2 separate regions of the Homo sapiens genome follow, and region 2 is linked to region 1. Evidence: read pairs that join two places in POLR2A ChIA-PET (ENCODE). Cell type or tissue: MCF 10A. All regions are shown on one strand. Each heading gives the region's core, and the rest is flanking DNA. Links, peaks and the distances in the headings are about the cores only. Region 1 holds the start of LOC107986465 (a long non-coding RNA gene). Region 2 overlaps GALNT10 (polypeptide N-acetylgalactosaminyltransferase 10).

Evidence for each region. ChIA-PET counts read pairs that join two places held together with the same protein. Peaks named below come from ENCODE experiments on the same cell type or tissue, not always from the same donor. Only the 100,000 strongest peaks of a DNase experiment are listed, where the experiment ranks them.
Region 2: POLR2A ChIA-PET joins it to region 1 with 9 read pairs; 5 of 35 experiments call an interaction of 5 or more read pairs at or near these places.

Annotation. Positions count from the first base shown.
Region 1 is chr5:154,207,701-154,223,520 of GRCh38, forward strand. All of the region lies in intron 1 of GALNT10 (polypeptide N-acetylgalactosaminyltransferase 10), which reads left to right. LOC107986465 (a long non-coding RNA gene) reads left to right here and starts at 10,456. Exons shown (of 2, transcript XR_001742939.1): 1 at 10,456-11,991; 2 at 12,358-14,733. RefSeq lists enhancers at 11,092-11,598, 11,599-12,103. In MCF 10A, for the core only: no CTCF peak of the experiment used is centred there; a DNase peak (open chromatin) is centred at 6,981.
Region 2 is chr5:154,265,861-154,281,680 of GRCh38, forward strand. All of the region lies in intron 1 of GALNT10 (polypeptide N-acetylgalactosaminyltransferase 10), which reads left to right. Among named protein-coding and RNA genes, the nearest start is that of MIR1294, 73 kb to the right of the region's middle. RefSeq lists an enhancer at 11,119-11,168. In MCF 10A, for the core only: no CTCF peak of the experiment used is centred there; a DNase peak (open chromatin) is centred at 11,271.

The sequences.
Region 1 (15,820 bases), core at 3,398-11,397:
AAGGGATTCCAGGTAGAGGAGATAGCACAGTCAAAAGTCCAGAGTTGGGAAAACAGCATAGGGTGTGCAGGGTCTCCTAAGCTCATTATTCCTGGCCCCAGGAGTGGGGCTGGGAGAGGCTAAAACACAGTTAGGGCCAGGTCATGAGCTACACTCCATCCTCAGTTCCCAGGAGCGTGAAGGGTGTTGGGCAGAGAAGTTGGGTGACCAGATTTGCTTTCGTATGGGTCCTGGAGTTCAATAGTTGAAAGAGATCGGGAGGCCATGTTGTCAACCACTGTCAGATGTTTGCAACCAGACCAGACAAGGCAGAGGTGCTCCCAGGACAGCTCTCGAGGGGCCAGGGCACTCCAGGCACAGGTCCTGACCTGGAAGGCTCAGCCTGCTGTGTAGCTGGCATTTAGGTCTGCAGTTCTTCATTCAATATGTCATTTATCCAGCAGTTTTTGACTGAACACTGCACATGCCCCAGGCTGGTTCTCTGCTAAGCACTTGACATTCTAAGAGAAAAGGACATGGTCTCGGCCCTTGAGGACCAGGTGGCCCATTAGACAGATAATTCCAGGGCAGTGGGATGCATGCCATAGGTGGAGTGAGCACAGGCCTGAGAGCACAGTGAAGGATTCACGTTAGCCTTCACGCTGGCTTCCTGGCCGCCACCTCTACCTGCCCCTCCCACTCACCTCAGGCTTATAAAGCCATGGATTTGCCTAGGATTGAATCCCAGCTCTGCCCTTTACTAGCTGTGTGACTTCGAGAAATTTCCTTAATCTTTTATTTTCTCTCTCTCATTTCTTACATTTTAAAATGAGCCTGATAATAGTACCTACTTCACAAGTTAGTTATCAGGATTAAAGGAATTCACATACACAAAACACTTGGAATAGTGCCCGGCATTTAAAAAGTGGTACATAGATACCCTTAGGATTACAGGTCTGGAATCTCTTAGCCCAAACCCTGTGTATTAGGCATATTTTAGCATTTAGAATTATTAGTCAAGGTTCAGTCAGGACAGAGAAACCACACAGTGATTTGAACACAGGAAGTTTAATATAAAGAATTATTTACTGTAACAGGAGATTAGAGCGATGAAAATTGGCTATTAAGAAGTGAAAAGCACTCTAAAGAATATAGGAATGGCAGATAGAGGAACAGCTCCTACCCCCAGTGTTGAGTTAACAGCACCCAAGGAAGAGGCCCCCGTAAGCTGAGATCCTGACTTTGTTGGAGAGGGCACAGCTATGCTTACTGAGTGGTAGAGAGTCACTAGAGTGCCACCCCAGCAAAGTTCACAGGAAATCTGCCTGCTAGGGTGCTGGAGGAAGAAACACATGGTGAGGTATCTCATGGAAGACATTCTGCTACAAAACCACCCAAGGGAATGGGTGCTGGGAGAAGCTGTTGGTCGCTGGATGCCGGTGATTGCTGCACACCGCAGGAGCTAGGCAATGGAGAAGCTACGCGTACTGCAGGAGCTAGACATGGAGAGGCCATGCACGCTGCAGGAGGCTAGTGCCAGAGACGCCACCCGTGCTGCCTGCCTACTGAACACACCAGAACCAGGGTGAAAAAAGCCTTTCCTTCTGCAGTGTCTCTCCAGCATCTTCTACTAACCACTGTTAACATCATGTTAGCTGGCAAGGGAAACACGTTTAAGGGCCCAGAACCATTTTTGCATAGCAGGCAGTGAAGGTGGGTTTGGGGCTGAGAGGCAATAAATTAATAACTGACTGTCTCAGTGAGTTTGGGCTGCTGCAACAGAATACTATGGACTGTGTGGCTTAAACAAGAAACATTTATTGCTCACAGTTCTGGAGGCTGGAAATCGAAGATCAGGGTGCCACCATGGTCAGGTTCTTGCGGAGGGCTCTCTTCCTGGTTTATAGACAGTGACTTTCCTGCTGTGTCCTCATGTGGCAGAGAGCAGAAAGAGAGCAAGCACTCATGTCTCTATTTACAAGGGCACTAATCCCATTCACGATGGCTCCACCTTCATGACCTAATTACCTTCCAAAGGCCCCATCTTGTAATACCGTCACCTTGGGGGTTAGGATTTCAACATAGGAGTTTTGGGGTCATGTAACAGTCAGTCTCTAACACTGGCAGAAGAGTCTTTCTGATTTAGGAATGTTAGTAAAGTGCATGTGTTATTATGTAATAGCTCTAGTGGGGTTTACAGTGCTCCCCATAATCAAACACATTTTTTTTTTCTGCCACAAAAATGTATTCACAGTAAGAGAATAAATCAAGACTATAAATAGCCTCATGTCTATTCAAGTCAGGCTTTGTCACTAAATGAGTTATTTTTTTAAAGTTATTTAAAAAGCCTGTTTGGACTTTGGAATTGAGGCTAAGGGATGGTTGACCTGCATCATTTTCATTTCCTCTCTCCATGCAGCAGTCAGAGTTATCTTTTGGAAATGTAAATTATGCCACTGGGAAAGCCTAAGTGGCTTCCTGTTCCAGGATAAAGACTAAACTCCACCCCTGGCCCCCTACCCACACTGTGCCCTCACCCACCTCTGCCCTCCAACGACTCTGATCTCCAACAAGCCATGTGTCCTTCTGCAACAGAGCCTTGGCACATGTCACTCTCATTACATGGAGCACTCTTCCAGTTACCTACCGTGCACACAAGTGCATGCACACAGGCACACATGCACTTGCATGCACACACACATGCATACACACACACACACACACACACACACACAGTTTTGCTTGGCTAATTCTGCCTCACCCTTCTAATGGCAGCTCAGGTGTCCCTATTCCAAGAGAACTTTCTGACCCCCTTCTACCCCAACCCTCAGCCCACTCAGGCATTAAAGCATATGTGTTAGTTTGTGATTATACAGACTTACAATAAGTGTGATTATTTGATTAACATGTCTCTCTATTAAACTGTAAGTGTTATAGGACAGTGGCTGTATCCGTTTTCCCCCCAACTATTTTATTCCCAGTGCTCTACGCAGTGCCTGGCATGTGACATATTTGATGAGTGAAAAAAGGAATAAACCATCTTGGATTAGATCCTGAACCAGAAAAAAATAAATTAGACATAAAGGACATTATTGGAACAACTGGCAAAATTTGAATATGAACTGTAGATTAGATAATAGTATTTTATCAGTGTGAAGTTTCTTGATTTTGTTGTCTGTATTCTTAGAAAATGCACACTGAAGAATTTAGGAATAAAGGGTTATCATGTCTTCAACTTTCTCACAAATGGCTTAGAAAAAAATTGTAGATACAGGTAGATGGGGGAGAGGGAGAGAGAGTGATAAAACAGATGTGGAGAATGATAACAGCCAATGTGGATAAAGGATATACAGGATCCTCTGTACCAGCCTTGCATCTTTCCTATTAGTTTGAAATTATTTTACAATAAAAAGTTTTTTAAAAAATGAATAAAAATGAATAAATGAGGAAAGGGATGCCAGGAGGAGGAGGACCCCTCAGGTATAAAGGCAGGAGGGCAGGAAAGGGCTTGGTCCCTTTGGGGAACTTGCAGGTAGGCTGTGTGGTTGGAGGGTGGCCCTGGGGCTGGGGAGGGAAGAGCAGGGGATGGAGCTGGAGCCCCCACTATGGACTCTCTGGAGGGAGTGCAGTATTGAACTGTTCAGTCAACGTTCATCTACACTTTCCCCTCTCTTTTTCCCTTGGTGATTTTTGACCAAAAGTCTGATTGCATGAAGCCAGTGTGTCTCAGGTCTTCCATCTGATTTCTCTTTTGTCTTAACAATAGAGAAAATCTCATCCGTGTATGCAGGTTACTCCTTCTGCTGTGAAACTGTGACTTTCCTGTTGTCTGCTTGCTGTTAAACTCACCATGCATTTCCCGTTTTGGTTATATAGTGCTGCATAACAAAATGTGGTAGCGTAACACAACAAACATTTGTTATCTTAAAGTTTCTGTGGGTCAGAAATTTGGGCTTAGCTGGGTGGTGGTGGTACAGTGTCTCTCATGAGGTCGCTATCAAGATGTTGGCCAGTCCTGCAGGCATCTAAAGTCTCAACCGGAGCCGGTTAATCTACTTCCAAGATGGCTCACTCCCTTGGCAGCCGGAAGGAGACCGCAGTTCCTCAACACAAGACCTCTTCATGAGTAAGCTTGAGTGTCCCTGAAGCATGGCAGCTCACTTTCCCCAGAGCACACCATCCAAGAGACGGGGAGAGAGCAAGCAGGAAGCCACAGTCCTTCTAGGACCTGGTCTCCAAAGCTATATATCATGATGGACATTTTATCCTATTAGAAGTGAGTCATGAAGTTCAGCCTATGTGCAAAAAAGAATTCAACTCCACTTCTTGGAGGGAGGAATGTGGAAGAAGTTATGGACATTTTAAATCACCATAGTTCCTGAAAGCCTTTTGCTTCTGGAGGGCCAGTGTCTGCCCTCCAGAAGTTTACATCATCTGTTGAAGGAAGTAAGACATGCTCTGAAATTGCTCATAAAAACCAAGATGTCCCATGAGAGATGGCTTGACAGGGTTCTGAGGAAGCAGAAATCAGAATAGATGGTAGCAAAGGAGAGCTCTTGGAAGGAACTGACACTGCCTTCATGGATGAGCAGCTTTCCCCTTGGTTCTTAACCCTGATTATTGATGTTGTCATACAATGGTAATGAATAATAATGATAGCATTTGAACATTTCTACCATGACAGGCACTGCGCCAGGCAGGACTGCCTTGTAGCACATCTATGTGTATAAATAACATCCTTGGAATTGTGCAGTGGGACCATACTGATGCTAAATATTAATACTTCACTTACGTTACTTCATTTAATGCTTTGAACTACCTTGTGGAGTTGCTGTCATCCCCATTTCACATTTTCGTCTGATTTCTCTGTTTGTCTTAACAACAGAGATTAATTCACAGATTACAAACATAAGGCTTAGAAAAAATTAAGTAACTTAAGCACGATGGCACAGCTTGTAAGTGAGTGAGTTACAGCTTGTAAGTGAGTGGTTAAGATCACAGGCTCCAGGCCGGGCATGGTGGCTCATGCCTGTAATCCCAGCACTTTGGGAGGCCGAGGCGGGCAGATCACAAGGTCAGGAGATTGAGACCATCCTGGCTAACAGGGTGAAACCCTGTCTCTACTAAAAATACAAAAAATTAGCCAGGCGTGGTGACAGGTGCCTGTAGTCCCAGCTACTCGGGAGGCTAAGGCAGGGGAATGGCGTGAACCCGGGAGGCGGAGCTTGCAGTGAGCGGAGATCGCGCCACTGCTCTCCAGCCTGGGCGACAGAGTGAGATTCCATCTCAAAAAAAAAAAAAAAAGATCACAGGCTCCAGAGTCAGACCTATGGGTTTAAATTTCAACGCTTCTACTTTAGAGCTTTGAGCAGGTGACTTTAACCTCTCTGTGCCTCAGTTTCCTAATCTGTAATATGCATATAAAACTATTCAATGTTCTCAGCACAGTGCCTGGCATGTGATGAGCATTAGGTGCTATTGCTACTATTATCAGCTCACAGTCAAACACAGCTATGCTCTCCTTGAGTTCTTTGCATTGGTTTGTTATAAAGAGTTGAGATGAGAGAAGTAAGTGGTAACTACAGCTACCACTCTTCATTTGTAGGGATTAAGAATTTGAAAGGAAAAACAACCTCTCCAGGCCGAACATTCCTACAGGTCTTAAATGACACATTCTGGCCATTCCCAGTTTCTCTCTGTTTTATGTCCATGAGGATATCAATGCTTTGAGGGATGCCTGGCCATTCCCCTCTCTGTATAGGCACACATAGTGGCTAAGCTGGGTTTCAGGAAGCTGAACTTGAGTTGACATCTTTCTTTGGAAATGCTTTCCCTCTTGAGGGGCAAGGGACACTGGCTTGGATATAAATCAGGATATCACAGGATATCAGTCATTCAGGATACAAGTCTATGCCGTGGGGTTATTTTTTTTTCCCTTACTGTGTGGCCCAGACTGAAGTGCAGTGATCATAGCTCACTGCACCCTCAAACTCTTGGGCTCAAGTGATCTTCCTGCTTCAACACCCCCGGTTGCTGGGACTATAGGCAGGTGCCACCATGCTGGCTAGTTTTTGTACTTTTTGTAGCGACAGGGATCTTGCTATGTTGCCCAGGCTGGTCTCAAGACTCCTGGCCTCAAGTGATCCTCCTGTCCTGGCCTCCCAAAATGTTAGGATTACAGGCACGAACCATGTGCACAGCCTGTATTGTGTATGCTAGAGCCAATTACTAAATCTTTCTGGGCCCCAAGGGTCTCTTTTGCAAGAAGGACATAGCAACTTCTCCCTTCCAGAGTTCTCCATCAGAAAGAGGATTGAGAGGGTATGTTATAGAAACTGTTCAACTCTAGTGCAAGGTTTTAGGAGTCTTCGTTTCCTTCCAGTTATTTGAGAAATGTGGCTTCTTCAAGCAACTGGAATACTGAAAGCCTTTTTGATGGGAATCACTCCTCCCTAACCACTTCCACCCACACCTTCTTTGGTAAAACATTTTTGAGAAAAATTGGTTTTGATCTGAATTCTGAGGACCAAAACAGCCTCCAAAAATCAAGCACAAAAAAAAAAATCAGCCTCCAAAATAAAAAACCAGGTGGTTCTCCTATTGAAAATTCAAACCTGATAACCAACCAGAGGGACTTATCTTTTAGAATTAATCTTTTTTCCATCTTTAATGAATTGGCATTTGTCTGCTCTGCCGGTTCATTGTGGAATTCAGCCTCATGTTTCATTGTGATCTCAGAAGCAGCGAGCACTCATCACCGGTGGGAATGATAGAGCCTAATTTGGAAAAAGGAGAAAAAAAACCCCAAACCTCCTCCCTTTCATTTCCTCACTTTAGACTAAAATGCTTCCTTTTTTAAACTTAAAAAAGGGACTAATTTTTTTCTTTTCAAAATTGGTTCAGATATGCATGAACCATTTTTTAAAAAATTATTGCACAACTCAGTATATTCATTACACACCGAGGTTATGAGTAAGTCTTCCCTGAATCATCTTGTGGTACAAAGTGACGGGAAGGGATTCAGTCAGCTACCTGTACAGGAGGCTCATTCTGTTTCTCTCCTCCATTTTCTCATTATGAAACTGTACTTTTCAGAAGACAAAAAGGGGAGAAGATAAGGGAAGAGGAGGAGGAAAATGTCAGAGGGAAACCTAGAGCTGTCAGCAATTACTGCTTTCCAACTGCCTAACCTCAGAGCAATTACTTAAACTCAGAGCCCCTGCCCCACTTCTGAAATGGGGATAATAACAGTAATGGCTATGTTGCAGGGCTGTGGCAATGATTAACTGAGAAAATACCCATGGGAAACATGCTTTGTAAATTCCATTATACTATTGTTGGTACTGAGATATGACTGCATATATGTATAACTTGTGTGATTCTTAAAAATTAATTTTAAAAGGGTTGCCTTTATTTTTAGAAACAGAGTTTGAGTTGGAAGGGAACGTTAGGAATCATTCAGTACGACGTGTCACCCTGGAGAGAAGTCCTCTCTATAGTTGCCTTCAAAGGTGTTATCTAGCCTGGGCGCAGTGGCTCACGCCTGTAATCCCAGCACTTTGGGAGGCTGAGGCGGGCGGATCACGAAGTCAAGAGATTGAGACCATCCTAGCTAACACAGTGAAACCCCGTCTCTACTAAAAAATACAAAAAATTAGCCGGGTGTGGTGGTGAGCACCTGTAGTCCCAGTACTTGGGAGGCTGAGGCAGGAGAATGGCGTGAACCCGGGAGGTGGAGCTTGCAGTGAGCCGAGATGGCGCCACTGCACTCTCCAGCCTGGGCGACAGAGCAAGACTCCGTCTCAAAAAACAAAAAACAAAACAAAACAAAAAAGGTGTTATCTAGGTATTGGCTTGAATAGCTCCAGGGATGTGGAGGTCACCACCTCTGTCTTTTCTTCTTTTTCCTAATTATCCCTGCCTTTTAGTTCTTCTAGACCTAAGATATAACAGTGATTTTCCTTCTCCTGAAGATAGACAGCAAAAGAATACTGTCATGGTTAAAAATGAATAAACATGCCACAGCATGCATTGTGAAGATCTGCCATCTGTGTGCATCGCTGCTGCAGGTATGTTAGCCAGTCTCCAAAGTGTTTGAACTACTTGTTCAAGGGGATCTGGTGTTCTCTGTAGCAGAAGCTACTGAGTTATTAGGGGTAAGGCTTCAGCCCTGGGGCAGAAGGAGGACTTGGCAGGGCCCTCTTAGCTCTGAGCATCTGCATACCTTTCTGTTTTTTAGCTGGTGGTTTATCTAGCTTTAGGTATATAAAGATTTATTTGAAAAGGTAGAGTTTGTGGCAGTAATTGTTACCTTCTCTTCTTCTCTCCTCTCTTTCCCCTCTGAAGTGGAGGGGAAACCTGTTTGTTTCATGCCAGCTTCTGCCACTGATGTTTTCACTGCTTTCTGTTCAAGATGTTATGGTGAGGGAGGAGGCAGAGACCAGGGTCAGGAGGATCTTGGAGATCATCCCAGCCAGCACTTTACAAACTGTCTCTGGAAGTTCACATGGATGCTTCAGTGTTTACATTGTTTCAAATTGTTAGCTCTTTTTAAAGTTGTAATAATAATAATATTATTTTTAAAAAATACTGCTATGTGTTATATACTGCATTTTTACGTGTTGAAGGTCACCAGCTTTTTCTTTTAACATCTGTTTAATTGAAGATAATCCTGAGATTATAGGGCAGGCTGTGTTTTTTAAAAAAATGTATCTACTTATTCATCAAATGCATCAACTCTCCATTAAATTAAAAAGATTTTTTTTAGCATTGGGCAACTAAAACCAAACAGAAAACTATACTTTGAGGCAGATGTAAGCTGCAAGCTGTTGTCTCCAATTCCTGAGTTCAGATTATTTGTGTTCATCAGAACAACCTCATTGTCCTCGTTGGTTAATTTTCAGTAAATAAATGTTATTAATTTGAAAATTAGAAATTTGTAATCATAAAATGCACCTCCAAGTCTTACCAATTGAAAGACTTCACTCACTGAAAACCTACCAGCTTCTCAGAGAACATGAAACTGGCATTCCTCAGTTGTTTGGGAATTCCTTCTAGTCCATCATTATTTATTTATTAAATTGTACTCCAGGTGGACTATATAACAAGATCGTATTTGCACAAGAAGGCCTACTTACTGGCAACAACCTTTATATTGTCATGTTCACATCTCAGCAATTGCTTTTTACTTGTGAGTAGACCCTGGCAGCTTTTACTTTTGTAGATTGTGTCAACTTATGAAAAAAAAAATCTCCTCTCCTATCCTCCAGTGTGAGAAATGCTTCCCTCTGCCCAACCCCGGGAAGCACTGCTTTAATTATGAGACCGTTGTTACCTTTTACCTCCTATTCAATTGTTTCCTATGTGCTTAGAGATTTGTTGAGCCATTTGCCCATAAAAATCACTCCAGCAGTTATCGAAAGCCTTGGATGATAAATTAGATCATCCCTCAACCTCTGAGGTCAGGCAGCCCCCACTTCCTTCCTCCTCCTTTCACTAGATCTCTTTTCCACCCTCTCCGTCTGTCTGGGTAGACCTCTCTGACACTACTCCCACCCTTCCCAATTTTTGTGCGCTACAGTGGCTTCCGCCTAAAGCCTTGTTTGCCCTCTGAGAGATGCCCATGGAGCTCCAGGATCTGTGTGTTCCATGACCCCTGGCAGATCACGCTCCTCTTGTGGAAAATGGGAATTTTACATCTCCCTTCCTGCCTTACAGGGTTTGTTGTGAGGGGCAAGGGAGACAGTGAGAGGGTGGTTGGGGGCACTTGAGTGCTGTGGGAATTGGAGGTTCTGCTGCCTCTTCTCTGTGGGGCTGTTATCTGAGCTCTTTCACTCTTTAGTACCGCGTCCCTGTCTCGTCTCAAGAAAGCAGGTAGTGGAAGAGATGGAGAGAGTTCCAGCTTGCCTCCCAGATGAATTAAAATCAATGAAAGTTCCCACATGCACAGAGCCAGATGCATCCCTCTTCCTGTCCACACCCCTGTCACCAAAACAAGTGTGGTGAGGGGCCCCTGCCCTCTCAAGCAGGTCAGCGCAGGCCCTGCAGTAAGGAAGGCCTGAGTTGAATCTTGGTTCTGTCATTTGTAACAGCCATGTGGACCTTCAGGATGATGCCTAGACTTATGCTAAAAATTAATTGGGAGACTGTATGGAGAGGGCTTGTGCCTTGCACATTGTAAGAGCTCAAAAATAGCTATTAATTTTTTGGTGTTTGGAGAGACTGTTGTACTTTCTATAAATAAATTGTACAGTTTAACTCCCTGATTGGACCTGAATAAAAATGTTGGGGTAGGGATAGAAGAAAGGGAATCATTCCATGTGGTTTCTTCCTTCTATTTCTCCTGCCAGCTCGCTTCCCCACCCCAGCCTGGGCACTGCTGTTCGACTGAGACCAGGATTATTCCCACCGCCCAAGAGCAGAGAGGGCTCAGATGCACAGCCTCTGCCTTCGTGGAGTGGGCATTTTCAGGTGGGGATGACATTTTCTAACAAGCCTGGGGCACCTCCTCCCTCCCCACCTCATGGGTCCCTCTCTCATTTTAAAAGCCCTCCCAGGACTTCAAGATGAAACACTTCCACACTGGGCAGAGATTCTCATTGAATTCTCCAGTTCGCTGTCTCCAGTGCTGAGGAGAGACATTTTAATTAATTATAGTCCCATGGGCTCGGGGATCAATAGCAGTGAAGAGCCGTGGAATGAATTCCAGCCTCTGTGCTGTTTCCAGCTCTCCCTGTGACCTTGTACCAGTCGCTCAAGCTCTCTGGGCCTTGGTTTCCTCTTCTCTAGAATGGGAATATTCATTTCACAGGCATAATGAGAATCTTCAAAAAGGTATGGCGATCAAAGTGTTGTAAAATGTAGAGTGCTAACCACAAGTAAGTTATTATTAAGGTGGTATTTATATTCCCAAAGGGTAAGCATGAGTGGTGTTTCTCTTCTGAGCCATTTCTAGAACCTTCTTGCTTTTTGTTAATACGTTAAAACCACCTGGCAGCTTCCATTTTCCTTTCTGAGTCTGAGAAGCAAGCAGCCCAGACAGAATTGGGGGGAGAGGGTGTAGATGGGAAGAAGTTCCTGTTCTGTAAGCCCCAAGTTTCTCCAGCAAGGAAAAGGTAATCATACCTGTGGGACCTGGAATAAGAAGACAGAAGCCTTGGCTTTCCCCGAGAGTCAGTGCTGTTCGCCACACTGGCCACCTCTAGTGCTGAGTCTTTGTTTATTGAAGCCTCTTCTTCTGTTTTCCTGTGTCCTTTTCCCTGCAGTGTATTCTGCACACAGCAACCAGAGTGATCTTTCCAAAACACATCTGGTCATGTCCTTACCCTGCCCAGAGCCCTCCCCCGGCTCCCCTAGACTTTAGGATAAAATCCAGCTTCTTGCTATGGCTGCTCAGGCCCTGCTGCTCCGGCCTCTGACCGCATCTGTAGTCGTAGTCCCCTGCTCTCCCACCTGCTCGCCTTTGGCTCCCAATGTAGCTCATCTACTCCCCGACATGTGCTCTACCTGGGTCCCCAGGCCTTAATGTGCCAGTCTGGGCCTCCCTGGCCAGGTCCTCCACGTGCTTCAGGTGTCTACTGAGACATCATCTCCCCCAGCAAGCCTTCCCTGACCACCCTGCCCTCCTCAGCCTGAGTGGGTTCCTGTGGTGTCCTGTGCTTATGGATGTCTTGGTCCTAACCGTATCCCAGGACAGTCATCCATGTCCTTGGTGGCCTCCCCTCACCTACCCTACAGATGCATGAGCTCCTTTCAGGCTGTGCCTGTGTGACCAGTTTACTGTTCTATCCTCCAGCGTCTAGCACACCTCCTGCCACACAATGCATGCCAAATAATGGATGGAAGAATGGACATGGGCTGTTACCACCAGATTGAAAAACCTGCACATACTAGAATCACCTGGGCACTCTCCCAGCCAACGGCTTCGGCTTCCTGGTGCCACCTTAGTCCTCCAGATTCAGCATTTCTATGGGTGGGCCGGGGAATCTGCATGTTTAACAAGCACACGCCCAGGTGATTATAATGCAAATTTGAGAACCTCTCAGTGATCTTTCCAAGCCCAACGTTTTACAAAACAGATAACTGATCCAGAGACAGTAAGTGAATTCTGTAAGATCTCAAACACTCTCTCGCGCTCTCTCTCTCTCTCTCTCTCTCTCTCACACACACACACACACACACACACACACCACAGAGAGAGAGGGAGAGAGATTTCATTTATGAGATGACATGAACACCCAATGCTTTTCCCACTCCCACAAAGTAGACCTTCAAGAAAACCATGGTAGGCATAGGAGAATTTTTGTCTTTGTTTTAACCTTTGTCCTAAACAGATCTGATCTGGCGAATCTTCACATATTGTTTATTTCCTTTCCATAGGAAGTGCTTAGCCTCCAAGTATGGGCTACTTATTTTTTAACAATTACTTTCACTCCAAGACGTACATAATTTTTTAAACATGGGAATCCCTGATGTTTCATTTTTGTTTTGGAAATGATTTTTAGAGAAGATGAATTATCCTGTCTGATGCCATGAGATCTATTTTTATCATTTGGGATGTTGAGACTAAAACTGACAACATATTTAGTATTGCTTATAGTACTCAGTGACACTGCCTCCCTTTGAAGCCCGCCAGAGAGCCACCATGCAGGAACATGAGTTACTAATTAATTCAACCTGCTCACTGGGACAAAATGGGAAGGAAGAACCCACATTTGACACAGATAAAGTGGAGCATGTTCAAAGCGCCAGGACACCAAGGGATCAGGAAATTATGTCTCAAGGGAAGGGCTGAAGAAACTGCACATTTAGGTTTCCATGGAGGAAACTCAGTGGCTGTAAATGCCAGAAGTGCTGAAATAGGGGTGGGTAGGCTTGCAAGGAAAGTAGACCTGGACCTGAGGGTGGAAGTTACCAGGACAGACCTTCCGCTGGAATATGTGAAAGAACTTCCAAGCAAATGGAATCCTGCAAATAAGCATCCTTAAAAGGGAGTTCCCACAGCAAGAGAAATGTTCAAAGCTGGAGCCATCTGATGGGGCTGTCACAGAATGTCCTGGGTGAGGAGTGGTCTGGACTAGAAGAAGTCCAGGTACCTTTCTGACAGACTCTGGGGTGAACACAAATGGCCACAGGACCAAGCCAGTGACCTGAATGAGTCAGTCATTACTCAGCTCCAGCCAATTGCTTGGGAATGTGGGTCCAGCAAGGCCAGATCCTTCTTCTGATTTTTCAAGAAAAGACAGACTTGTGGATTTTTAAAAATATGGACTGTCCTGAGTTTTAAATATCATGCAGGCCAAATAAAGCCATCTGTGCCTGCAGGGTCTTGATTGTGACCTGCCAGTTTGACCCCTCTGTTCCAGGATTCTCAGGGTTATGTGCACTTTTGTCCTTCACAAGTAAGATAAATGAAATAGGTAGGGATTTTCCTCCTATTCAACAGATGGGCAAGTCAGGACACCGGGAGGTTAAGGGACTTCTAGATAGACGCACTCTTATAATATAAGGTAATGTTATAACAGACAAGGGCTAGAATCAGGGTACGTGGGTGAATAGGTAGTTATGTCCCTCGGCTGCTCCACTGACATTTCATTTTTTAGCTCTTCTCTTAAAATAATATTTGCTGAAGGGAGCACTGGGAAGGCCCCATCCTTCCTATATGACTGGAGCAGGGAATTCTGCCTCCCAGGGGCTCTGGGGTGAGGGGTATCCTCCCTGCACCGCTCCGGGGGTTAGGGTGCCCCTGAGTTGTGCCTTACTGAGTCTGCACATCCTGCACAGAGCTCCTGCCTGGAGCCATTCTAAAACTCAGCCGCTCCTATTCCCCAAGGATCTGTGTCTTTAGGCCTCCAGCCATGCCTGAAATTTCACCATTATAAGCCTGCTTTTGGGTGAAGGCTTCACAGGCACCCAGGAATCACTTTCACAGTGAACACAGGAAAAGGAAAAAAAACCACAGGAATGCAACCTGACATCTCTCTCAGGCTCTAAGTATTGGACTGCCAGGACTTGGGTACTGAAGAAATTAGTTTTGCCACGAAGGCAACCTCAAAAAGCCAGTCATCTTCAAGCCACATTTACAGCACTCCGCAGTGCGACTTGAGGCCTGTCTGCCTAGCTTCCTGCTTCTTGGCCTTCCTGCCACTCTTTATGCTGACACCGCGCTTACAGTAGCAGCTTTCAGACCAACTTGAGGCCTTGCTTACTTTGCCAGTGGACTGCCTGCTTGTTTTTTAAAGGATTTTTTTTTTAAGTATTGGTACTTTTTTTTCCGTGAAGCTTAGTTGAAGTATATTTGAATTACAATAAACTGCACATTTTAAAAGTGTGCAACTTGATCAATTTTAACATATATATAAACCTGTGAAGCCATCATCACAGTCAAGAGAATGAACCTTTCTATCACCTCCAAAAGGTTCTTTGTGCCCCTTTGTTACCCATTCCTCTCTGTGTCCCCTAATAACCACCTGCCTGCTTTTTGTCTTTCTGGATGAGTTTACATTTTCTAGAAATTTGTATTGAAGGAATAATATAGTATGTGTTCCTTTTTGCCTGTTTTTTTTTTTTTTACTCAGCATGATGCTTTTTGACATTCATCCATGTTCTTGTGTGTATCAACAGTGCATTCTTTATTGCTGAGTAGTAGACCATTACATGGATAGACTAATTCATTTATTCATTTACCTGTTGATGGACATTTGGATTGTTTCTAGCTTTGGGTTATTACAAATAAAGCTGTTATAAACATTTGTATACAAGTCTTTGTGTATATATATGTTTTTGTTTTTCTTGGGTAAATACTTAGGAATGGAATGGCTGGATTGTATGGTATATATATATCTTTCTAAGAAACTGCCAAATTGTTTTCCAAAGTGGCTGTATCATGTTGCATTCCCACCATCAGTGTATAAGAGTCTGGCTGCTCCGCATCCTCACCAACACTTAGAATGGTCAGTCTTTAATTTTAGCCATTCTGGTAGATGTGAAGAAGTGACATCTTAATGTCTCACATGAAATTTACATTCTGCCATGAAGAGCATCTCTTCATGTGTTTATTGGCCGTTTTATGTCTTTTGTGAAGTATCTGTTAAAATCTTTTGCCATTTTTTAATTGGATTGTCTTGTTGAGTTTTAAGAATGTTTTATGTATTCTGCCTACAAGTCTTTTGTCTAATATATGTTTTGTGAATATATTCTCCCAATCTGTGGCTTGCCTTTTTGTTTTCCTAATAAGGTATCAGTATCATCTGGCAAAATCTAGAGCATATGGGGTTTCCAGGGATAAGTAAGACATTGAAATTTAACAAATGTAGTAAACCTTAAGAATCCCGTGGAACCTGAATGTGGTACCAACATGAATATTTATCATATTAACTCTGAGTTTGGATATTATTTTGCATAATTTGAGAAAAACACTGTGTAGGGCACCGTACTAGGTGCTAGAAGAGATGGAAGGAAAGGTACAGACATAATCAGACATGGACACTGTTCTCAGGATGCCCTCATCTGTGGAGGGAGAGGCGTAAGGCATGCATTCTAATACTAATCATTATTGCATGCGTGATCTGCTTTATTGGCTTGATAATCCTCAGAACAACCCTCTGAGGTAGATTGTCTTAATTTGGCAGATGTGGAAACAGGCTTAGAGAAGTTAAGTCACTTCCCCAGTTCGTACAGCTAGGACATGGGGGACCTGGATTCAATCCCAATACTGTCTGACTTTGAAGGCCCCATTCTTAACCTTTGGGCTAAATTGCCTCTCTAGTATAAGGTAGACTGTATTAAGGAACTATAAGCAAGTTATAAACAGAGCATTGTAGAGCAAGAAGTGAACATTTAT
Region 2 (15,820 bases), core at 4,819-12,818, 60 kb after region 1:
CAGTCACCTGGAGTTTTTCTATTGAGACATGTTTCAATCTCATTAAAAAAAAAAATGTTGCCCACCTTCCTCCACTCTCATCAGAAAAGAAATTTATTAACATGCAATGAGAACTTTAAAAAACTCATCCAGAAGCTTTCTTTCTGAGAGTCCAGCCTGAGGTGATAATCAGAAATGTGGGATGTATAGAATGTTTATTGAAACTTAAAGAAATTTTTCTATTGTGGCAAAATATATGTAACATGAAAACAATTTAATAGTAGGAAACTGGAAGCAAGTAAATATCGAGCATTAGGGAATATGATATTCCATGTATTCAAATATAATACATTCTTTGAAAATACTTTCAAAGAACTTTTAATAGCAGGAAATTTCTCTTGACATATCATGAGTGAAGAAAGCAGGCTCCAGACCTCCAATTAGGTCTTTAGATTTCAGATTTCAGGCACATGCATTGAAACAAGATAAATAAAGGAACTACAAAATTCTTAACAGTGATGATTATTGGATGGTAGGATTATGGAGGATTTCTTTAATTAAATTTTTTATTTTGAGTTAATTATGGATTTCACATGCACTTGTAAGAAAAATTACAGGGAGATCCTATGAACCCTTTACCTAGTTTCCTATAGAGGATTTAAATTTTCTCCTTTGTGCTTTTCTCTTTTCCCAACAATCTACAGTCAGGGAAAATAAAATTAAAGACTATCATTAAAAAAAAAAAAAACAGCTTCCCAGGTGTGATGACTCAAGTCTTTAATTCTGGCACTTTGGGAGGCTGAGGTGAGAGGATCCCTTGAGACCAGGAGTTCAAGATAAGCCTGGACAAGGTAGCCAGACCCTGTCTCTATAAAAATAAAAATAAAAAAATATTAGCGGGGTGTGGTGGTGCCTACCTGTAGTCCTAGCCACACAAGAGACTGAGGTGGAAGGATTGCCTGAGCCCAGGAGTTAGAAGCTGCGATGAGCTTGATTGTGCCATTGCACTCCAGCCTGGGCGACAGAGCAAGACCCTCTAAAACAAACAGAACTTATTCATCCTTCTGGAGAACTTTGCTCCAAATTTTAATTGATCTCTCCTTTTCCTGTGTACCCATAGCTCATTACCTAGGCTTTCAGTCCCCTGTAGATCTTAGCACCTTCTGCTAATATTGGAGTTAATTGGATCCCATGCCTTTGTATGGTCTTTCATACAGTGAGTTCATGCTGGATAATCACAACATTCCTTCCAAAAGCATGAAGATGACCCAAACTATTTAGAGAAGACAGGAAGAGAAACACGTTTTTATATTAAAATAAAGTTAAAATAAAACATCCAAATCATGGCGTGGTAAGTACGATTTGCAATATGGGATGAATATTTAAGGTGAAGCAAAGTAGCTGTGGCTACTTGGGGCCAAAAGCTTCCCAGATGCTCCTGCTCTAAGCACATGATGTTTTTTGGGGAAAGTGGTAGCAGGTAGAGGGTGGCAGAAAGTGTGAGAAGCACTTGTTGTAGGTGACCCAGACATGCCTCTTGAATTGAATTCGGTGATCTGCTTCTTCAGCTGCTTTCTTGTCCCTGCCCAGCAGGATGCCAGGAAACACATAGCCCTGTAGAAAATCACTGGAGAAGAGGATGATTGGAGTTCTTCATTTCTTAAAAAACAGTTTAGGTTTTCCCTGTCTGCCCTAGGGCCCATGTCTTGCTGGAAAATATGCTACTTAGAAATTAAGGCCTCTGGGTTCAATTTTTGGCCCCAGTGTTGACCTCTGTGTAAGCCTGGCAGGATGTCTCATTTCTGGGTCACCTTTTCCTTGCCAACATAGTGAGGTATGTAGACCAAATCATTGCTAAGAGCCTTCTAACTCTAAGACACTAGGTTTAGTCAGCCAAAAGCATGTGATTTTCCCAGATTTCCCAAACTCCTTGTACCTAATTGAAAGTACACAATGAACTTGCAAGAATTTAAGCATCCTTAGATGCCAGTCTTCACTTTGGGTATTTTCCTGCCTCCTCAGTGAAACTTGACACCTCTAGTTTGTCATTAAAAAAAGAAAAAGTCTCAAGAAAAAGAAGGTTGTAGAAACTGATTAACAGGATATCCCCTTTTTCCTTTCCCCTGAAGATTATCTTGGGAATGTCAAAAGCAAATTTTATAGGCAGCTTGGTCTTTTACAAGAGATATGTTTACAAAGCATGAAATTAACATTTTTGCACAGAGCCAAATAATTGCTTATAACATAGTGACTTTAGAAGCAGGTTTGCAGCTTGAGCAGTTATTAGCAAGGTCAGATGGTACATACAATTAACAGACTCCATCACCAAAGCAAAGTTAGCCAAGCACCTTGTAAGGGAGCAAGTCCCTACCCGTGAAGAGTTCACCCATGACGTCATTTCAAATATTGGGCACAGCACAGTCCATTGACACTGAAGTTCACTGAATACCACAGTGTTAGAGGGTCAACCCACTCATGGAGCTTCAGACTCCTACGAGTCCACCATAAAAGGTTACACTCCCTGGGTTGGCTAAAGAGACTCAGCCAAACAGCATCCAAGCAACTTCTTACCACAGAGGTAGCTGTACTTTCAGGCTCTCACCCAGACTAAATATCACATTAGAGTTAAGGAGCCCCAAATGACAACATTCAAGGGGAAGAGACAGTAGAGCAGACAGGTCTGGATAAACAGTGTGCACATCTGAGTAACAATTTAGGATATCCTTAAGTTTATAAAGATGGCAAAAGAATATTAAATCGCATTCAGAAAAATCTATTCAAGGAAGTGTGTTGGTGTGTAACTTTGGACTTGCATTCTTATTGGTAGTGTTAGGTGGTATAACAGATCAAACCTGAATTATCAGTGTTGTAACACCTGAGATTTATTTCTCATTTAATAAAGTTTAAATTATACTCTGGTATAGGTCTTAAGAGCACCTCATAAGAGAAAAGGAAGAGGAAATGGATTTCTCAAGAAGTTTCCAGGGAACTTATTAATATTAAAATTCACTTTGGAGCCAGGTGCAGTGGCTCACGCCTGTAATCCCAACACTTTGGGAGGCCAAGGCGAAAGGATTGCTTGAGACCAAGAGTTCAAGACCAGCCTGGGCCACATAGTGAGACCCCCCATCCCTACTTAAAAAATAGAGTTTATTTTGGAAAATATAAAGAATCTGAGATGCCCTCATCTCATTGTGGCTCAAATGCACCATCTCAGCTCACTGCAATCTCCACTTCCCGGGTTCAGGTGATTCCCCTGCCTCAGCCTCCTGAGTAGCTGGGACTACAGGCGCTTGCCACCACACCCGGCTAATTTTTTGTATTTTAGTAGAGACGGGGTTTCACCATGTTGGCCATGATGGTCTCCATCTCCTGACCTCGTGATCCGCCTGCCTCAGCCTCCCAAAGTGCACAGGTGCTGCTAAAAAGTATTAAGCTTAATAAATGCTAGCTATTATTGTTCCTTTCCAAGAATTTTCTACTACATCCCAACATTATTGACTCTTCTATTGGATTTTGTGAATACTTAATTTTTAAAAATACACACAAAAAAGTCCTATTGATCCATTTGGTATTCTGAAAGCAGAATCTATAATATACTAGAACCACTTGGTCTATTATGATGTGCTTCCTCCTTCATGTGGTATCAGAAGGACACTAAAAGCAGCCTGGCTCAATATATCTATAAATGCTGTGTCCTTTGAGCCCTGACATATTTCAGAAATGTGAGACTGTCAGAACCAGAGCCGGGCCCAGCTGGACGTGGCTGGGGCCAGTGGACTTGGCAGGCCTACTGAACTAGGTTGGCTTCCACAACCCAAGCAAGGTTGCCTCCAGGCCTCTAACAGTGAGTGGTTATAGGCTGGTGGGCAGAGAACAGTGTCAGTGGAGGGAGCCTGGTATGGTTGAGGCAGACAGGACATTAGAGAGTCTGGGACATCCTTCGGAAGGGAATTAGGGGCTGGACTGGCAGAGGGTAGGAGGGACTGGGCTCTTGAGTCAGAAGACCAAGGGGAAGCCCACAGTGACACCAAGGTGAGAGGTGGGACCTTGTCTGAAGGAAGAAGGAAAGAGTCTGGGCACTGAAGCTAGCAGAACAAGTCCAGGTAGTCTGACCCAAGCAGGGATACTGAGCCCCACAACCTCGGGTCCAGAGGTCTTACTCTTTCTCTTATCAAAGGCCAGACTAACCTTCAAAGCCAAGTGGCTTGGCTGAGGTTCCTAATGGAGATGAAGGGGGTCTCAACTTTTAGAACATATTTGACTCATTCATGTGTGACTATACTTGATAAATGCATGTCAGCTATCTGGCTTCAAACTGGAGCTTCTACAAACTCTACTGCCCAACAAAAGCTTACATCTCACATCTTTCAGCCTATACCCACACATCTATTTCCTGCGGTGTGCCCTGAAGTTGGAACAGTAGAGTAGGCATTCCTCATGCATACTAGATCTAGCTCTATTATTTTACTTAGTTCTATGTAGTCTAATTGTGTGACTGGATACCCAGTTATATGGTTAATCAAAGTTAGCATCATTCTGCTTAAGAACAAGGGCAGGGCCAGGCTGGAGATGGCCTGGACCCACGTGCTTGACAGGCCTTTTACAGAACAATAAGAGGCAAATGGAGTGATTTCTGCATCCCTGGTTGAACAACATGAGACCACTGGTGTCACGGGTGACCCAGTTCAGAGGACGATGATGAGCACTTCCATGTGCATGGTCCTTCACGTTACAAAACGCTTTCCTATGCATGTTGCCCTTTGATCCTCCAGTCAGCTGGATGAAGTATCCTCCTTCTTCTCCAGATGAAGAGACTGAGGCCTGGTCATTACACACCATGTTCAGGGTCACTTGTGAAATTGGAACTCCTGGCTGGGCACAGTGGCTCATGTCTGTAATCCCAAAACTTTGGGAGGCTGAATGGACAGATCATCTGAGGTCAGGCATTCAAGAGGAGCCTGGCCAACATGGCGAAAACCCATCTCTACTAAAAATATAAAAATTAGCTGGGAGTGGTGGCGCACACCTGTAGTCCCAGCTACTCGGGAGGCTGAGGCAGGAGAATCGCTTGAGCCTGTAAGGTAGAGGTTGTCGTGAGCCGAGAGCACATCACTGCACTCCAGCCAGGGTGACAGCAAGATTCCATCTCAAAAAAAAAAAAAAAAAAAAAGGGATACCAAGTGGCCAGTCTAAATTCATTTGCTTGTGTGGCCCACTGGATGCCTTAAAAAAGGATAAAGTGGACAAGTAGTATGTCCAAAGAAACAATAGCCTGGACAGATATTTGAGTCCTGTAAATGAGGCTGGGGCTGTATGTAGATCTGGTGGTGCTTGCTGTAAGGGTTTAATAATAGAGCCAAAGCCCTGTAATCCCAGCACTTTGGGAGGCTGAGGTGGGCAAATCACCTGAGGTCAGGAGTTCGAGACCAGCCTGACCAATATGATAAAACCCCGTCTCTGCTAAGAATACAAAAATTAGCCAGCGTGGTGGCGGGTGCCTGTAATCCCAGACACTTGGGAGGCTGAGACAGGAGAATCGCTTGAACCCCAGAGGGAGAGGTTGCAGTGAGCCGAGATTGCATCATTGCACTCCAGCCTGGGCAACAAGGACGAAACTCCGTCTCAAAAAATAAATACATAAAATAAAAATAATAGAGCCAAAGCCTCTTTTAGATGATTTTGCTGCATTCAAGCTTTCTAAGTCCAAGGGGTTGTGTGTGGGTGTGTCTGTCTGTCTGTCCTTCTCATTATGTGTTCATTTCTATCTGGTGAGGAAGCAGAAGTCATTATGTCTATAAATCTTGCATCTTTTGAGCCTTGACATATTTTAGACAATGTCCCAGTGGATGCCACATGTCCAGTCATCTGTGACTCCTTCAGGAAACTAAAATGCACACCTAGAGAGGAAAGAGTCAAAAGCCAGAAATGCAGGTAGAGTCCACGCTGAGGTTCAGGTCATCCAATAGAGTGTTTCTTAGAAAATAAGCCTTCTGCAGTATGCAGAGGAAAGGCTTTCCTCCCTACCTCCAGCTGCTGCTCTGCCTCCTTCCTGCATAATTTTTTAAAGCATGCAAAATGAAATGAGGCCCTTCACGTATGAGACAGCTATTTTCTCAGGTCTCATGCCTTCCTTATGAATAGCTCAAATAATACAACTTATAATTATGCTTTGCCTGGCAGCATATTTTTGCCTTCTGAGTGATAGTTGATATTTCCTGGCAAGTAAATACCCTTGGGAATGAGCCTCTTCTGTCCCACCTGGTGCAGGCGGCCCCTCTGTTAGTGTTCCTACCCGCCCTGGCCTCCAGGGCTGCCTCCCTGCAATTCTTAGGTCTTTTCGCCAAGAAGCGCTCCCCAACTTCCTCACTTATCCCAGGGGCACAGGGAGGTCTGAGCACCCCTCCTGAGGGAGCCATGCCAATCTGATTAATTAAGGTAAATAGGGGAGTGATCGGTAGTGGCTTAAACTCCAGTCAGGTAACCTAGGTAATGGCAGGGAGTCTGTGCCACTGCTGACAAGTAATGTGGGATTAATTTCTTCCCAGATCTATGGCCTTCTTTTAGGCTCAGGGTCCTCTTCAGGAGCCTCAAAAAGGAACTAGGCTATGGATAACAGGGAGGGGAATTGGTAACAGTCAGCCAGGGTTACCTGTGGGTGTTTTGTCCCTCCAGGAACACCACGTGGGCAGTGTAATGGAGTATAGTGGGCAGACATCAGAGGCCTGGGGGTCAGCGCCACTCACCTGCATCAGGAACTTGAGCAAATCCCTCCTGAACCTTGCGTTAGCCAGCTCCATGTTCCTATCCCAGCTACCACTTCCATGTCAGTTTCCTCATCTATAAAATAGGAACGATAATAATAGTGCCACCCTCTAGGCTTGTGGTGAAGATAAGGACTTGAAATTGCCTAGCGCAGAGCCTGGAACATAGAGAGTCCAATAAGTGTTAGCATTTCAGGTCTTCTCTATGGGAGAAAGAGGCTCGGAGTGCTCTGTCTTATATGTACTCTTTTTTTACAGACAGGGTCTCACTCTGTCACCCAGGCTGGAGTGCAGGGGCCAGATCATAGCTTACTGCAACCTTGAATTGTGTACTCTAGACGGTAGGAAATGGGCTCAGCCTGGAGGTGGATCTGCAGTTTCTGGTGGTTAGGAAAGGGGGCTGCAGATGGGGAATGCTGAGGGCGAGGGGTCAGCTGAGGCCAAGAGGGCAGGCAGGAAGACTGGGACTAGGGAGAGAGTGGCCTCAGAGCCAGGAGAGGAGTGGAGAGGTTAACACTGCACTCAGAGAAGAACCTAAGCTGTTGGAGGAGGATCTTCTGAGGTCACAGATATAGAGGTGTGGCCCCTTGCAGGAATTTGGTTCAAGCCTGACTTCCTGTCTAGTGGCCCAGTTACTTGCTGAGCATGCAGTTTTATAGCTGCTGCTCCTGGCTTGAACACTGGCCGGCACTGAGAACCTGATTCTGGTGGTTTCTCCACCATATGAAACAAAGATCGTGGAGAAATAAAGTCACATGAAAAAGACGTGTAAGCTTCCTGTTCAGGGAGTGAGGCCAGCAGATGCATAATGTATGGTTTCTCATGCTGCAAGTGGACTGGGGAGAGAGTTTGCAATCTGTGGAAACATTTCAGACTTTTGCAAGTTATAAAAGGAGAGAGGGTTGCCAGGAGCATAATGTCCAGTAAATAGCCCTGAGCCTGGCCAAATAACCTCAGACAAGCCAATCCCTGGGGCTCAGTTTGTTTATTAAAAAATCTGGAGGGGATACACAAGCAGTTGTTAATAGTGGTTATCTCTAGGGGGTGAGAGTAAGGGTTGGGAGTAGGGAGAAATTTTTATTTTTCATTGTACCCTTTTGGCTGCATCTTTCACCATGTGCCTTTATTACTTTTATAATTGCAAATCAAATTATAGGGTTTTTGGCATTTTAAAAATGCCGTGAAGGAGTTGGATTAGATCATTGGTTTTCAAACTTGTTTTTTAAAGCAGTGGAACACTTTTCACATAATCTTATTTGAAAGCCTAATTAATGTATCACAAAGAAGAAATTGGGGCCCCTCTTGCCGGGCTCCCCCTCCGCCTCCCAGTTGCTGCATCTCCAGAGATCCATTGAATGTAGTTTGAAAATAATAGGTTTATATGATTTCTCTGGAGCCTCTTTCACCTCTTCAATTCTATGCTTCCCTTCTATTTAGCAAAGAAAGCTAGGGCATTCTAGCCCTGTAGCCTAAGCTGCTGCTTGTACTGCAGTAGCTGCAGACACACTCTGGCCCTTTGGAGAGTCAACAGTTGGGGAGGATGAGCTGTGTACAGGCTGAATGTCATTCAGATTCTGGAGGACAGGAAACAGGTCAACCTTGAGTTACTTCTGGGTTGAAATGATAGACAATGTTAGAAGGTGGATTTTGCAACAATTCCAGGTAAAACTGAACCTGGGGCTTTGATAGGTAGGATGCTAAAGAGACATTGAAATGGTGTAAGGTGATAGAAAACCATTCCCCTTGTAAAAACATGCTTATGAACACAGACCTGCTGCTTACTTATGCTACTATCTTGCCAAGTTACTTAGCTTCTTGGAGTCTGTAAAAAGGAGAACTACTAGTGCCTGCTTCCTGCAACTGTTGAAAAGATTAAATGAAACTATAGGTCTAAGTGCCTGGTATATTGCCTTGCCCATGATAGGAGCTCAATAAATGTGGGTCACCATCATCGTCACCAAATTCCTGGACAAGTCAGAAAATGGCCTTGCCACCTCTTCCTACGTGTTCTTGGTGAAACCTGTAACCTCTCAGGACCTCATTTTTCCTTATCTGTAAATTACAGGTACTCAACCAGCTCAGGAATTGCAAATTGGTGGCCTGCTAGATAAAATCTAGCCTGCAAACATGTTTGTTTATCTAATGTAATAAACTAAAAATCAAGAAATAGCCCCTAGAAATCTGAATTTTCCAGCTGCTCTTTGAAAAATGAACATCTAGTTCCATTGGCCCTCACTTGGCAACAGTTGGCTGGAGCTGGGGTAGCAGCTGCCCCTCACATGGGCATGCATGCACTCGCCTCTCCCCCAGCCATCATATTTCTGCAGTGCCTTACACCTGGCCACTCCCCCTTCACAACATACATAAGCAGCTGAGTTTCCAACGTCTGGATTGGAAGGTTTCAGGAATTCTGTGGCTTTCTCCTGGTTCTGACACTGGCTCATTCCATGACCCTGAGTGTACTCCTTCACCTCTCTGGACTACCACATCACCGTCTATAAAACGAATGAGTTGAGCTTCCAGACTCAGCTTTCTTTGGGTCTTCTATTCAGTTCATAAACATTTACTGAGTTGCTCCTATTTCCAGGAATTCTAAAAAGCACGTGGGAGGATACAGAGATGAATAAAAATGGGTCTGGCCCAGAGATGTTTTATAGCAATGCCTCTCAAAATGTAGTCTGCAGACCAGCACCAGTTCACAATGAGATAGATAGGGGAATTGAGGATAGTTGTTCAGAAACTTTTGTTGTAGTTTGATATTGCCATGACAGCCAGGTGCATGCTCAGTAGACTTATCTTGTTGAATAGACATAGAGCAGTTCACATGCTGTCAGGCTCGTGTGGTGAATTGCATGTGACACAAGCTGCACACTTGTTTCAGTTACTATTGGTGCTTAACAAATTGCCCCCAAACTTAGTGGCTTTAAAAGAACAACAGTCATTCATTTCTTCAAATCTACAATTTGAGCAGGACTTTGCAGAACACTTTATCTCTGCTGCACACAGCGCCTGCCAGGTGGGTCAGCAGGGGCCACAGCATCCACTTCCAAGATGGCTCATTCGCATGACTGGTGAGGTGGTGCTGGCTGTCAGTTCCTTTCCATGTCGACCTCTCCATAGAGGAGCTTCTTCATAGCATGGTGGCTGGGATCCAAGAATGAATGTCCCAAGAGAACAAGGAAAATGTGCCTGGCACTTTTATGATCTAGTCATGTAGAAATCAGAAGTCACTTTGCATCTCTGCTGCCAAACTCTATTGATTGAAGCATTCACAAAGGTTTGCCCAAGTTCAAAGGCAGAGGATGGAAATTCCATCTCTCAGTGAGCTTGTGGAAAGGTTGTAGAAGAGCACAAGGGACAGAAGATTTCATTGCAGCTAGCCTTTGAAAATACAATCTGCCATACTATTGAGAAGTATATCATGTTCCTGTTGCTGTGTAACAAGTCGCTACATATTTAGTGGCTTAAAACAATAAGAATTTATTAGTTCAGAGTTTTACAGGTCATGAGTCTAACTAAGCTGACTAAACAGGAGTTTCTGCTTAGGGTCTGACAAGGCCAAAATCAATGTTTCAGCCAGGCTGGGCTCTTATCTGGAGGCTCTGGAGAAGAGTCCACTTCCAGACTCATTCAGGGTGTTGGCAGAATTCAGTTTTTTGCAGTTCAGGATTGAGGCCCCTGGTTTTTGTGCAGGCCAGGGGTTGCTGTCTGTTCCTAGAGGCTACCCATACATGGCCCCCTTGATCTACAAAACCAGCAATGCCATATTTAATTCTTCTCTCTCTTCAAATCACTTTGACTTCCTTCAGTACCGCCAGATGGAGAAAGCTCTCAGCTTTTTGTGTGTGATTAGGTTAAGTCGACCTGGATAATCTCCTTTTTGCCATATAACTTGATGTAATCACAGGAGTGATATCTCATCATATTCACAGGTTCCATCTCCACTCAAAGGGGAGGGGATTATAGGAGGATGAAGGTCATTGGAAGTCATTCTTAGAATTCTGCCTACCACAGATGGTTTCATTCACAGTGAATTAGAAATTGAAGTGGTTCTTCATTACAGATAGTTTAAAAACACTAGTTTAGAGTCCAGTAAGAGGGAATAACATGTATATAAATGGCTATAGTTTAAGACTTTAAGTGGTAACTTCCAAAAAGAGAGAGGCAGACAGAGTGCAGTGAGAGGTCAGTGGAAGGGAGATTATTTTGTAAGCGGAGCGGGGATAGAAGTGGGGCCTCTTGAAGATGTGGTGTTTGAACTGAACCTCAGAAGATAGGTGTTGTTTGGATCTTAAAAAATGAGGTGGGAGGACAAGATACAAACAGTTCTGTTTCTATTTTGGCACCTTAGCTTGCAAACACAGAACGGAACTGAATCCTCTCTAAGGTCATTTGATTCCTCCTTACCATAAACAATGCTGTATAACAAATTACTCCAAAGCTCAGTGACCTCAAACAACAACCATATGTTGTTGCTCAAAGGACTACACATCAGTCGGGTGGTTTCTCTGGCCTTGGCTGTGCTGACTCATGTATCTCTGGTCAACTGGGGCTGGGCTGGGCAGCTCTGCTAAACTTGGCTGGGGTCTCTCATATCCTTGGGGCTTGGCTCTCTGTCAGCTGTCTAGGATTACCTCAGTTCTTCTCCACATGTCTTATCTTCTGCTTGCCTCTAACATCTTTCTAGCATACTAGGCTGGGTTTGTTCTCATAGAGGAGGAAGAAGGATGAGAAATAAGTATGAAAGAGTACAAGTCTCTCGAAGCTTGGACTCAAGCTGGCACACTGTCACTTCTACCTCATTCTTTTGGCCAAGGCAAGTCACAGAGCCAGACCAACTTCAATAGGTGTGGAAAGAGACCCACTTTTGATGGGAGGAGCTGCACAATCCCTTTGCAAAGGGCCTGGGATGGAGGATTGAGACCACTTTCACAATCTACTATAGTAATCCTGAGAAATCTTCCTAAACTCTAGAATGAAAGAAATTCAAATGCATTGTTTCTCAAGCTAAGCCAAGGCTTTTGGAGAAATCTGCATGTAATAAACCATTTGGAAAAGGTACAGTGACCCATAAACCAGAGTTATCAGAAGCCAGGCTTATAAAATAGTCTACAGTCTTCTTTGTGAGTGAAAGACAAAAGAGGAGTATTTCAGGGCAACTTTATTACCTTTACTCATGTGGTACTCATTATCAACACCCAGCCCCGGTGCTCCTCTGCAAAACTGTTCCCAGAACCATTCTTCTGGCTTCTGAGAATTTGTGGTTCTTCTCCCAGGTCCCAGTAGCAGTTTTTGAAATGAAAGGATCTCCAATCTGTCCTGTATCATAGACATAAATCATTGTCTTTTATGATATTCCCTGGAGTACCTAACCTAAGGCCAAAAAAATAGTAATTGCACAATAAACATGTTTTAGGTGAATGGATAGATGGATGAATGGATGAATGAGTGGACCAGATGGGTGACGGATGCTTCAGAAATTGACTGAAACCTTCCTTTGGAAAATGTTAACATAAACTTTATTTCCCTCCTTCCAAGTTAGTATGTCAGTTTGAAATCTTGGTGTAGTTGTTTCATGTCTGTGAGCTTTTTTAAAACAAAACAAAACTGGATTGCACACTGCCAAGGGGAAGAATCATGTTGTATTCTCCCTCATCAACCCAATCTTATAAGCATCAAAAAAGTCTGTGAGCTTCCTAGGGTATTAATCATTGTCTAGTGGGTGGGGGTAGATGAGTGGTTGTTGGAGTTGGGGACTTCTAGTCAAATAAACTTGTGAAATGCTGGATTAAACAAAGTTAGACAGCTTTCTTTTCTGTGTGACTTCAAAGAGCCTTTAATATGCTAATATACTTTATGAATCACCAGAAGGGTATTAGAATATGTAAGAGTTGAAAATGAGAAGAATTGGCTTTTTTAGAGGGGAGGAGAAGGGAGGTATTTTTTTATTGTGCTAAATGAATATAATAGTTGTCATTTTAACCATTCATAAGTGTACAATTGTGTGGCATTAAATATGTTCACAATGCTATGTAACCATTACCACTATCTATACCCAATTTTTTAATGATTCCCAACAATAACTCCCTGTAAACAACAATCCCCGTTCTTACTCCCCTGTAACCTCTGTTCTACTTTCTGTCTTTATGAGTTTGCCTATTCTAGGTACCTCATATAAGTGGAATCATACAATGTATGACCTGCTGTGTCAGGCTTGTTTCACTAAGCATAATATGGTCAAGGTCTATCCATGTTGTAGTAGATATCAAAATTCCATTCTTCTTTATGACTTAATAATATTCCATTTTATATATATGTCACATCTTGTTTCTACCTTCATCTATTAATGGACACTTGAGTTGTTGCTACCTTTTGCCTATTGTGGTAATGTGACTATTATGAACATTGGCCTAGGAATGTCTGTTTGAGTCCCTGCTTTCAGTTCTTTTAGATACATACCTAAAATGGAATTGTTGGATCATATGGTAGTTCTACATTTAACCTTTTGGAAACCACAAAAGTTTTTAACAGCAGCTGCACCATTTTGCATGTTTACTAGCAGTGCACAAAGGTTTCAATTTCTCCACCCACATCCTCACTAACACTTGTTGTTTTCCACTTTTTAAATTATAGCTAGCCTAGCAGGTGTAAAATGATATTTAATGCTAGTTTTTGTTGTTGTTGTTGTTGTTGTTGTTTTGTTTTTTTTTTTTTTTTGAGATGGAGCTTTGCTCTTGTTGCCCAGGCTGGAGTACAATGGCACGATCTCGGCTCACCACAACCTCCGCCTCCCAGGTTCAAGTAATTCTCCTGCCTCAGCCTCCCAAGTAGCTGGGAGTACAGGCATGCACCACCACACCCAGCTAATTTTGTATTTTTAGTAGAGACGGGGTTTCACCATGTTGGCCAGGCTGGTCTCGAACTCCTGACCTCAGGTGATCCACCTGCCTCGGCCTCCCAAAGTGCTAGTATTACAGGCATGAGCCTCCGCACCTGGCTTAATGGTAGTTTTGATTTGCCTTTCCCTGTAGTGACATTGTGTACTTGACTCACTGCAGCCTCAAACTCCTAGGCTCAAGCAATCCTCCCATCTCATCCTCCCAAGTAGCTGGGACTATAGGAATGTGCCACCACACCTGACAAATTTTTTTTTTATTTTGTTTTTATAGAGATGGGGTCTCACTGTGTTGCCCAGGCTGGTATGAGTTCTTTATGCATTCTGAATATGTCCTTAATCAAATACGTGTTTTATGCAGTATGGAAGTTCCTCAGAAAGCTAAAAATAGAACTGCCATATAATCCAGCAATCCCACTTCTGGGTATATATCCAAAGAAAAGGAAATCAGCCTGTCAAAGAGACATCTGTACTCTCATGTTTATTGCAGCAAGATAAGGAATCCACCTAAGTATCCATCAGCAGATAAATGGATAAAGAAAATGTGGTATATATACAAAATAGAATATTTTTCAGCCATAAAAAAGAATGAAATTATGTTATTTGCAGCAACATGGATGAAACTGGAGGTAGTTATGTTAAGGGAAATAAACCAGGCACAGAAAGACAAATATCGCATATTCTCACTCATACGTGAGAGCTAAGATAGTTGACCTCATAGAAGTAGAGAGTAGAATAGTGGTTACTAGAGACTGGGAAGGGAATGGGTAGAGGAGATAGGAAGAGGTAGGTTAATGGATACAAAATTACAGCTTAGATAGGACTAAGTTCTAGTGTTCTATAGCACTGTAGGATGACTGTAGTAAACAATAATTTATTGTATTTTTTCAAATAGCTAGAAGAGAGGATTTTGAATGTTCCTAACACAAAGAAGTGATCAAGGTTTGAGGTGATGGATATGCTAATTACCCTAATTTGATCATTATACATTATATGCAGGTATCAAAATATCATTTTGTACCCTATAAGTATGTACAATTATTATGTGTCCATTAAAAATATTATTTTAAAAGATACATGTTTTGCAAATATATTCTCCCAGTTCATGGCTTGTCCCTTAAACAACCGAAGTTTTCAATTGTGATGAATTCCAACTTATTCATATTTTATTGCAGTTTGTGTCCTCTTTAAGAAACCTTTGCCTAAACCAAAGTCACTAAGATTTTCTCACATACTTTCTTCTACAAATTTTATAGTTTTGGCTCTTACACTTAGGTCTATGATCTATTTCAAGTTTATATCATGTAGGGTGTGAGGAAGTGTGAGGTGTATTTTTTTGACATATGAATATCTAATTGTTTGGACACTATTTGTTGAAAAGTTATCCTTTACCTATTGAATTTTCTTAGTGCCTTTGTTCAAAAACAACTGAATGCATATAGTTATGAGCTGTCCACTCCATTGATCACATATCTGTCCTTACCTTAGGGCCACTCTCTGTTGGTCACTGTATCCCAGGAGTGCCTTGAAATTAGGACATGTAAGTCCTCCAACTTTGCCCCTCTTTTGAAAAAGAATTATTTTGGCATTTTTCCAGGTCTGTTGAATATCAGTTTCTATAAAGAGTAACTTGAGTTGATAGATCAATTTTGAGAGGACTCACATTTTAACAATATTGAGTCTTCTGACCAATAAACATGACATATCTCTCCATTTATTTAGATCTTTGATTTCTGTAGCAGTGTTTTGTAGTTTTCAGTGTATAGGTCTTACACATTTTGTTAAATGTATCTCGACTATTTGATATTTTTGACACCATGGAAATCAGTATTTTAACATCAGTTTTCGATGTTTCATTGATAGTATTTAGAAATAAAATTGATTTTTGTATATTGACCTTATATCTTTTGACGTTGCTAAACTCATCAGCTCTACTAGCTTTTTTGTAGATTCCTTAGCATTTGTTTTATAGATAATCATGTCATGGGCAGATATTATTTTGATCCCCATTCTACCATCAAATAATGGAGACCTGGAAAGACAAGGGGACCTGCCTAAGGTCCTGCTCTTCATAAATGCACAGCCAGGAAACTGAAGCCTGTGTCTTTTGGGTCCTCCTTCAAGGACCTCTCCACACCCTAACCTAAGCTAAGCTGTTCCTCAGTCTTTCAAGCCTGAAGAG